Linked DNA regions of Mus musculus: region 2 is linked to region 1. A link is a contact called in ENCODE Hi-C or POLR2A ChIA-PET data. All regions are on one chromosome and are shown on one strand. Each heading gives the region's core, a stretch centred on a gene start or an enhancer-like site at or near the end of the contact. The rest is flanking DNA. Distances are from core to core; before and after follow the strand shown. Region 1 overlaps Gm36139 (a long non-coding RNA gene). Region 2 has its middle 15 kb from the start of Gm46162.

Region 1 (4,626 bases), core at 1,159-3,658:
AGGCAAGTTGCCCTTTGTTGGGAGTGACTGAATGCAGGGAGCCCATCTGTTCTGCTCTGTGGCCTCAAGATCTGCAGGTTCAACGTCTGAGTGTCACAAGGCTTTGGAAAGGGGACCAAGCCAGGATGATTGCATTTGTAGGTTGGAGGGAGTGGTGGTGGGGTGGAGGTGGGGCACAAGTAGCCTCTCACACAGTTACATAAGAAGCATAAAAATAGAGGCTGTCTTGATTGTGTTAGCATCCGGATGAGTTCCTAGAAGACTTCCTTTTTGGCGACTTTGAGTGAAATTCTCCTTCCTGTAGCAAGAAACTCTTGCAAGAAGTTTGAATCAAAGTTCTTCTGTTTTTAAAGTATGGCTTTGGGATAGAAGATCTGGGTGCTTAGTAAACATTTGATTAGATAGTGTTTTCATATTTGCTTTGAATAGTAAGTGTAAGTAATACTACCACCACAATAAGCTCCCAAGCCTTGGTTGATGTCTTGGTTTTTCAAAATTGTTAAGAATGTTCCTGTGGAGGACTAAACCACCAACCAAAGAGTACACATGGAGGGATCCATGGCTCCACCCGCATATGTAGTAGAGGATGGTCTTGTCGAACATCAATGGGAGGAGAGGCCCTTGGCCCTGAGAAGGCTTGATGTCCCAGTGTAGGGGAATCCCAAGACAGGGAAGTGGGAGTGGATGGGTTGGGGAGCAGGGGTGGGGGGGAAGGGAATAGGGGATTTTCAGAGGGGAAGCCAGGAAAAGGGATAACATTTGAAATGTAATTAAAGAAAATATCTAATAAAAAAGATAATTAAAAAAGAAAAAAAATCATTAAAAGTAGGCATTGAAAAAAATTAATAAATTTTTTTTAAAATTAATAATAAAAAAATTAAAAAATGTTCCTGGACTGTCTTTTGTGGATGGTCTTCTCCATGAACCTCCAGAACTTCAGGCCTTCAGGAACTCTTTCCGTTTTAAAGTTGTGTTCCTGCTTAACCACTCAGCGACCCTCTCTCCAGCCAGCTGTTGAGGAGAGGGCTGGGGAGCTGCCTGTGGAATGGTTGCAGATACCAGGTCTGGAAGGCATTCATTGGCTGGAGGTTAGACAGCTGCTCATAGAGAAGGCAACTGGACAAGTAGGGCTGAGTTTTGAACCCAGGAAGCAGAGGGGCGGGCTTTATTCCATCTCGTTTCACTGTGTACACCCATCTTTACCACAATCATTTCAAACACTTTTAACTCGAGATAGCTTAGGCAGGACACAGTAAAAGCTCATTTCAATGTGTATTTTGGAATTAAACCATTTTGGTCTCTAATTAAACTTTAAGAATATCCCAAGATTTCCAGAAAGACCGATACAAGGCATCCATTGGCATTTACTGTGATTTAGCCAAAGCAGCCACTGTCATCATCTACAAATGTATTTGCAAAAAAAAAAAAAAAAAAAAAAAAAAGCCCTAGAATTGAGTTTTGATGACCTTATTTACAAGGCATCTATAACCCTTGACCTTATCTGTCTCCTTGTTCCTAGTCACTGACTTTAGAGCATTTAATGGAAAGTTAGTTTACTAAAACATCTACATTAGGATTCTCTTCAAATGTCTACAATATGATGAGGATACCCATAGGGTTTATTTTTAAAAGGCTTCCACTGCTTAAACAAATTAAAAGCAGTAGTGCTGAGAGTCTCTTTCAGCTCCCATATTTCCAATGTGCTGTCTCTCTATTTTTAGCTGTCATTGAAAGGACTAACTCCTGATTGCATCTACATGGTGCAATTCAAATTACTTAAGCTGTTTTCGTTAGCAGGAAAAGTTAGTTTCACTAGGGAGCTTCTTGCACAATGCTTGTCTCCAGCTTGTCTTAAATCAATTAGTTCAGAAACTCATAGAGCTGGAAGTCTCCAGAGCTGTCTCCCAACTGATAACCCATGCTAATAATTTGCACAGCTTATTCGACATCGGCAAAGTGAAACATGCTTTTGCCTGTTCATAATTGAGTTCATCTCTCTTGCGTTAACCGTATTGGTTGGTTTAATTAAAGAGCCACAGGCTTGCTAAGGACCAATATGGATTATCTCCTGCTTCGAGTTCCCTCTTGTTTAGATTTGGACATCTGCTTTGGGTCTAAGGGACTCTCTCACTGTCCCTTTAACAGCAATGCGCCCCCTCCCCTGCATATCTCACCCAGGAGTGTCTTAAGCCTGAAATATACAGCTAAGTCATATATTGTGTCTTGTTGTAGCAGCAGCTGCTGTAGTTTGTTTTTAGGGCTGCAGTTTGAGGTGAAGGTCATACTTTCTGTTCTCATGACTGCTGATAATGGCTGCAGGGCTCCTGAGGGAGCAGCCACAGACCAGAGCATGATGGGAGAAATGAACTCAGGTGACCCTTCTGTTTTGCTTAGATGAGGCATTACTGGGGAGTTCTTACCTAGGGCCAGGCTCCTGCGTCTGTCACTGCCCTCTACTGGATCAGTGCAGATGCCCGAGCGACACAGAGGGGCAGCTGATGAAGACTCTGGAGCCCAGCTCTGGGGATGTGGAGACAGACCTTACTCTTCACATCACCTGCATGCAATTAGCTGGTGACCGACCGTGGGTTGCTTGGTTTGACGTTTGCTTGTGCTGGAACGAGTCACATCTGTGAGATCTACCAGATGTGGGTTCGATTTGATTTTGCACAGTTGCAAAATAAATTGCATTTGGGCTTTGAGAGAAGATATATTTAGATCAGAGACATGAGAAGACCAAATGTTTCCAGAATGCGGAAAAAGACCGTGGCAAGAGCGTTTTACCGAGGGCGGATGGTTTGTGTCTAAGCCGACCCAGAGATGTATATTAAAAATTTCTTCAGAAGTTATCATAATTCCATCGTAAGCCTTCAATGTGCATTGCTGTGGAGGGGGACAGATCGACTTGGGGGGCTATTTGCTTTAGTCATCAACATGACTTTCCTCCCCAGAACCACTTCTTCTGCTCTGATCCCTATACATTTATCAACCCCTATTCCCTTTGCTTAGCTTAATGGCTTTTGGACTCTCAGCTACGTTTTATTTTTCATCCAAACTCTCTGCAGAAGTGGCAGGAATGGAAAAATAACCCAGAGATGAGATCTATATGCTTGTCCTTTGTGGTCCTTGGGAAAAACTATAGAAAATTCAAGTAAGAATAAAGAGGAAACATTAAGTCACCCCATTTGTCTCTTCCAGTCCATCTTTCTTTACCTCTGTGAGTAGCTGGTGAGGTTGCTTTTATCCAAAGCCCCCCCCTGCCTTCTGACCATCCCTTGAGTTATGTCAGCGTGAGTTCAGGTCATTTATGCCCCACTTCCCCCAACCCCCACTCCCATGGGGTGGCTGCCAGCTAGCTGCACTTCTTGAGTGAAGGCCCCAGCCTGTGGCTAGCAGTCTCCTTCCCTTAACTCTCTCTACAAAGCTTCCTGTCCTAGGCATTGCTAGCCCTGATGACTGGTAGGGTTCACCCCAACACCTGTAAGGTTCTCTATCAGAACCTCGCAAACGTGCCCCTTAATACACTTCTCAAATTACTTGAAGAGTTTCATTTGTTTTCTGCAGAAACTCTGCATAGTACAGTTATAATTACTATCCCCAAATAAGCTATTGTGAGTATTTTCTTAGCTCAAGCTACCATTAGGATGTTGTATATAGGTACCATATTTAGCATGTGCTTGCACATGTATCTCTGTCTATTTTTCTATATATTTTCCACACATGAACATGGGAGAGAAATGAGCTGTGTGGAGAGAAACGAACTTTAGGCAGTGAAGCATCTCTGTGTGGTATTGTCCTGGTGGGTCTGCACCATTAGACACTGGTAAAAATCATGGAATGTACATCAAGGGTAAACCCCACCAAATAAGCCTTGCCCTTTTGGTGATGATGATATGTCTGTGGGGGCTTATCAGTCATAAAACATGTACCACTCTGGTGTGTGTGTAAGGATGCTGATAAGGGGAAACTGCCTCTGTGGGGCAGAGGGCACATGGGAATTTTATTGTTGTTTTTCTTTTTTTCTGGGAATTATTTTAAAAATTATTTTTAAAAATGCTCAAAACACTGAATGATCTTTAGCTATTGGCTTATTTATTTATTGTGTGTACGTTTGCAACTGCACGTGGCGGTCAGAGAACAACTTGAAACAGACAGATCTATCCTTCTATCTTGTGGGTTTCAAGTGTCCAGCTAGATCTTCAGGCTTGGGTTCAAACACCTTTACCTGTTGTCCTGGTTAGGGTTTCTGTTGCTGTGATGAAACATGGCGAGCAAAAGATAGATGGAGAGGAAAGGAGTTTATTTGGCTTACACTTCCACATTGTAACCCTTCACTGGAGGAAGGCAGGGCAGACACTCAAACAGAGCAGGAACCTGGAGGCAGGAACTGATGCAGAGACCATGGACGGGGTGGGCTAACTGGCTTGCTCCCCATGGCTTGTTCAGCCTGCTGGCTTATAGAGCCCAGGACTGCCAGCCCAGGGATGGCACCACCCACAATGTGCTGGGTCCTCCCCCATCAATCATTAATTAAGGAAATGCCTTACAGGGTTGTCTGCAGTCTGATCTTATGGAGGCATTTTATCAATTGGGGTTCCCTCCTCTCAGACGACTACAGCTTGTGCC
Region 2 (4,626 bases), core at 1,035-3,534, 130 kb before region 1:
GAAGAAGAGTAAGAAGTAAGGACCCTTTCCTGCCCAACTTGCTTTTGGTCATAGTGTTCCATGATAGCAGTAGTACCCCCAACTAGGACAATTTGTTAACTGTGTCACTATGGAACATAGTGTCTCCAGCAATTACAGAAAGGAATTCTAGAACAAATGGCAGGCTTTATCCACATGCATGTGACAATGGACACCACAAAACTCATGAGCCAGTTGGAAGCCAGCAGGGGACTATGTCTTTGTTAAGGGCTCCTTGTGTAGGAGCTAAGAAGGTTATCAGATGTGATGAGCAGACACCTGGCAAGGGTGGTACCGCTGAGAATAGAATTAGGTTTGAGAAAGCCAGAAATTAAAAGAGATTCTTTTCAGAGGAGCTAAGTCAAGGGACATTTGCATTTATCCAGGAGCACCACTGGATGACTTAGCACTCACAAGGGCCATCAGTGAAACCCAATGGGACTCACTGTGCTTGGGGGAACCTAGAAGTCACCATGGGATGCAGGAGACCCAAGCAATAAAAACTTATGTTTGCATTTGTCAAAGTGTCATGACGCCTCACCAAATTTTTTTGTTCCAGTCTAAATCATAGAAAGGCATAGTGGTGATCATTCTTGAGCACTGGCCATCTGCTGAGAATATGGGACTGGAGTCTTTTCTCTGCGTGCCACCTGTGAGGTGGGTTTGCTCTGGTTTTATAGAGGAAGCTGAACGGAGCTGGGTGTTTGTGTAATCACCAGCTCTGATGCCTGGCAAGCTTTGGGGCTGGAATTTGATACCACTTATTACATACTTAGCACACCTTGTTGTAAAGGCAACGGGAGAATTCTCTACATTCCTTTAGGCATTTCTAACATGCACACAGCAGCTGTTTGGCCAAACAGTTGTGTCTTGACAGATCTTGTAAGATCATTCTTCTATTAATTAGAATCTCAATTTAAGCCTTATAATTTGAGGGTTTACAAGGTTATATGTTTTCTCTTTAGACTATAACTTCCGAGACACCAATATTCATATCTCTCACAGCATTTGATGAATAAGTGATGTTCATTTAATTTCTGTGGATTTGATTTTCACCATGTGAATGACACAGCAGAAAGATAGCTGACCTGAAGTGAGAGTTATAGTTAAAACCATTTAAAGGCATTCAAATATGCACGGTTCATAGGAGTTTTGACAGTTCTTATATCGACAATGTTAGAGCCTCAGGGAGATTGACGGGGGTATAATTGGGATGGATGTTCTGAGAAGATGTATGCTATTTCATCCTACTTTATACTTAGTGTGTATTTTGTGCATACATGCTTGTGTGAAGGTTTGCGCCATGGAATATTTTCAAGTCTTTCTTTCCATCATGTAGGCGTCCGGGGTCATCAGGTCATCAAGCTTGGTGGCCAGTGCCTCTATCTGTTGAACCAACTTGCTAGCCTCATCAATCATTTCCATTTAAAAAAAAAATCTGCTGGGCATGGTGGCGCACGCCTTTAATCCCAGCACTCAGGAGGCAGAGGCAGGCGGATTTCTGAGTTCGAGGCCAGCCTGGTGTACAAAGTGAGCTCCAGGACAGCCAGGGCTATACAGAGAAACCCTGTTTCGAAAAACCAAAATCAATCAATCAATCAATCAATCAATCCACCACTTAAGTCTTTATTGTAGAAGTCCTTTTAGATTTTTATCAGCATTGTCATTATGCATATGCTTGTCAAGCTCGCCTCGCATTCCAACTTAATCAGCTGATACTCTGAACCTTACTTTTTCCGTATTTCATGAATAAGCGCCCATCAGGGTCAACGGGGAACAGGAAAACAAAGGCTAATTTCATTCAGAAGGCTGTTTTCTCCTGGCTGTGGTGCCTGTTTCCTGCTTGAGTCAGCGCCCAGAGAGAGCACAGCACTGGGTGTGAGAGCCAATCAAGCAGCGTCTTAATAAACCAGAGAAGATGGAAACAAACCTCCTTTCATGTCATGATAGGACTTCCTCTGCTTTGGAAAGTCTGTGTAACTCAGATCACTAGAATTCTCATTCTTTCCCCAAAGACAGTCGTGGAGGAGGAGGCAACTGCTGGCACGAGGTTTGAAGCTTGTACTCCATGGAAGCCAGTAGCTTGTTTTTCCATCTGGTCTAGGACTACAGTTTGCAAACCTCTTTCTGAATTACTCATTCCCTGGTAAACGCCGATCTCCGGCTACTGGAGGACGTGTGCCAGGCTTTGCCCTGAGGTCTGCAAACATAATATGGCCCTTGTTTAATACTGTTTTGCTACCAGAAGTACAGCTAGTTCTACCGAGGTTTGTGCTTGCCATCCCAGGCTGGTCTCCGTTCAAAGGATCTGTTTATCTCCGTGAAGTTGACGGCTTGAGCACCCAAGGGATGGATCATCATGCTGACCCCTACTCCCAGCTGGGAGACATGGCTAAGCATTTGGCTACAGATCTCCAGATATTAGCTTGGAGTAGTTGTGGTACTGGTTCAAGTGTTCCTGGAGGGTGTCCACATTTGTAATTTCCCTGTGTGGTCTGACATGCCTCCAGCTGTAGCCTTTCCCGACAGGGAAGGTGACTAAGTCCTCTGCCTAGTTTGTTAGACTCAAGTGGCTGAGTTTAGCTTTGTTCTAACTGTGGGGCCTCTTAAGGGCTTCCATGGTTCTGCAGTAAATTGCACAAAAGCAAACAGCTCAAACGTCTTAAAAATAATTACTATTATTATTTGTGTGTATGTGTGTGTGTGTGCATGTCTGTTACAGCAAAGATGGAGGTCAGAGAATGGCATGGGGCATCAGCTCTCTCACCTTTCTCTGGATCCTGAGGGATCAAACTCAGGTTGTGCCTCTTAGTGCTCATCTAGGGGTACCCACACCACAAACAGGCAGCCTGAGCTACACTCCTAGCTGGATCCTCCACTAGTCTTTTGACCTTAAAAAAGTAGCCTAACCTGTCTTTGGTAAGAGTGGCTGCTAAGAGCAGGAATGAATAGCATGCACTTTCCTTTACCCTCAGCTATCAGATGCCATGCGACCAGAACTCCAGACCCACTGAGCTGTTCAGACTCTTTCCCTTGTGCACAAAGGAAACTCACACTAGTCATTGTTAAGCAGATGAATGAAAGGGAAAACCGGTTGCTTGGAGATTTGTTTTCTATGGGGCCCAAAGAAGCCTCATAATTCCTCAGTGAAGACTCCAAGAGCTTTTGCAAATCCCAGTGAGAAAACTGGATTCCTTATCCCTTCTCTAAGCTGGTTTTGATCCTGGATTCTAACTTGTCAAGATACTTTGGGGTCTTGACTCTTTTGGATTTTGTTTGTTATCTCCTAGGCTGGTACCATCTATAAACTTCAAAGTTGTGTGTGTGTGTGTATATATATATGTATATATATGTGTATATATATATGTATATATATATATGAATGAAATAATGAAAGGCAAGGAAATTACTCTATTGTACTCTCTTAGGCAGCCCTTCAGTACTGGCACACTGGCTGGCCTTAAGGCTAAGTAGATTGCTCAGCAAATGCGCAATCCACTCTGGCTCCTTTTGCCGTCTTACCCACAGAGTTGATATGAGAGGCTCCTAGGGCTTTGTAGAAATGTGTTAACACATTACTGAGCAGCCTCTGGGTCACTAAGTTAGGGTTCTGTCTGTAACAGTAGTGATGGTGTTAACTTGAAATCATTTTATTCACATCGGTGCATTTGCTACCTGTTATCTTACTACTATGTAATTAATATAGTGTGTTCTTCATATTAAGCAAAAGATGTTGAAAATTTTATTCTAAACATTTGATAAGGACTAGTTTATAAGTTTTCCTCTGTTATTATTTTTAGCTGAATTAGGTGTGCACAGGCACACACACACAGATGTACATATATATTTGCACAAATGAATGCACACATACATACACACACACAAGCATGTGCCAAGGACCAGCCTCGGCTTGGATAGGGGTTCTGAGGAAGGGGTGCCAGGGAACACTGAAAGAACAACTCAAAGTCAAATCACAGGTTACAAGCTGATGCCCTGTGACACCTCTTGCATGCTGGAAAAAAACTTCTAAAAACTCTTTGGATAGCTCATCTCACAAAGACCAAGAGCCCGGTCTTTGATTTACATATCAATTTAGTCCTCAGCACAGGTTTCCTTTTGATTATTCCAGGAATCAGCATCCCTAGACCCCAGCCCCTGGACTGGGATCATCAAGCACATTATTTTTAACACTGCAAATGAATTCAGAGATCTCCCTGCCTTTGTAAACACAGCGATAAACTAGCTGGGTGAAATCTAGATGTTATCACCATTCCTACCACACATGTGCCTAACCTAGCTGTGTCCTACACTGACCTTGAACTCTGGGATCTGCCTGCCTTTGTACATTTCTGACAAGCTGGCTCACAGTGCTCCTACTCTTTTATGTCTTCGAAGTTCCTTATACAATCTGTATTGCATTCCTATATTTTGCCTAGTTGAGAAATTAGATCTTCTTGAACTCATATTTTCAGTGTTCTTTTCCACAGCCTTAAGGGCTGTCCTGAAGGTCACCGTTCTACCATTTTGTGGAGACATGAGACACATCCTCACCTCACAGACTCTGGCTGTCTCTGATCGTTATAGAGTTCTTAACCTTGGCAGAGAGGA

What was found. Hi-C counts contacts between places; a loop is a spot of excess contacts on that map. ChIA-PET counts read pairs that join two places held with the same protein, here RNA polymerase II (POLR2A).
Region 2: a loop to region 1 is called in a map of adrenal gland, with 1.8 times the contacts of the local background. The contact joins two enhancer-like sites. A Hi-C loop is called at or near these places in 1 of 37 maps with a recorded cell type or tissue (adrenal gland). POLR2A ChIA-PET finds 5 or more read pairs at or near these places in 1 of 5 experiments (embryonic stem cell).

Annotation. Positions count from the first base shown.
Region 1 is chr1:151,100,998-151,105,623 of GRCm38, reverse strand. All of the region lies in intron 1 of Gm36139 (a long non-coding RNA gene), which reads left to right. Among named protein-coding and RNA genes, the nearest start is that of Gm36077, 19 kb to the right of the region's middle. Within about 2 kb of position 2,408, at least 1 of the 3 ENCODE cell types and tissues checked has a DNase peak (open chromatin) inside an H3K27ac peak, as active enhancers do.
Region 2 is chr1:151,234,134-151,238,759 of GRCm38, reverse strand. No RefSeq gene overlaps it. Among named protein-coding and RNA genes, the nearest start is that of Gm46162, 15 kb to the left of the region's middle. Within about 2 kb of position 2,284, at least 1 of the 3 ENCODE cell types and tissues checked has a DNase peak (open chromatin) inside an H3K27ac peak, as active enhancers do.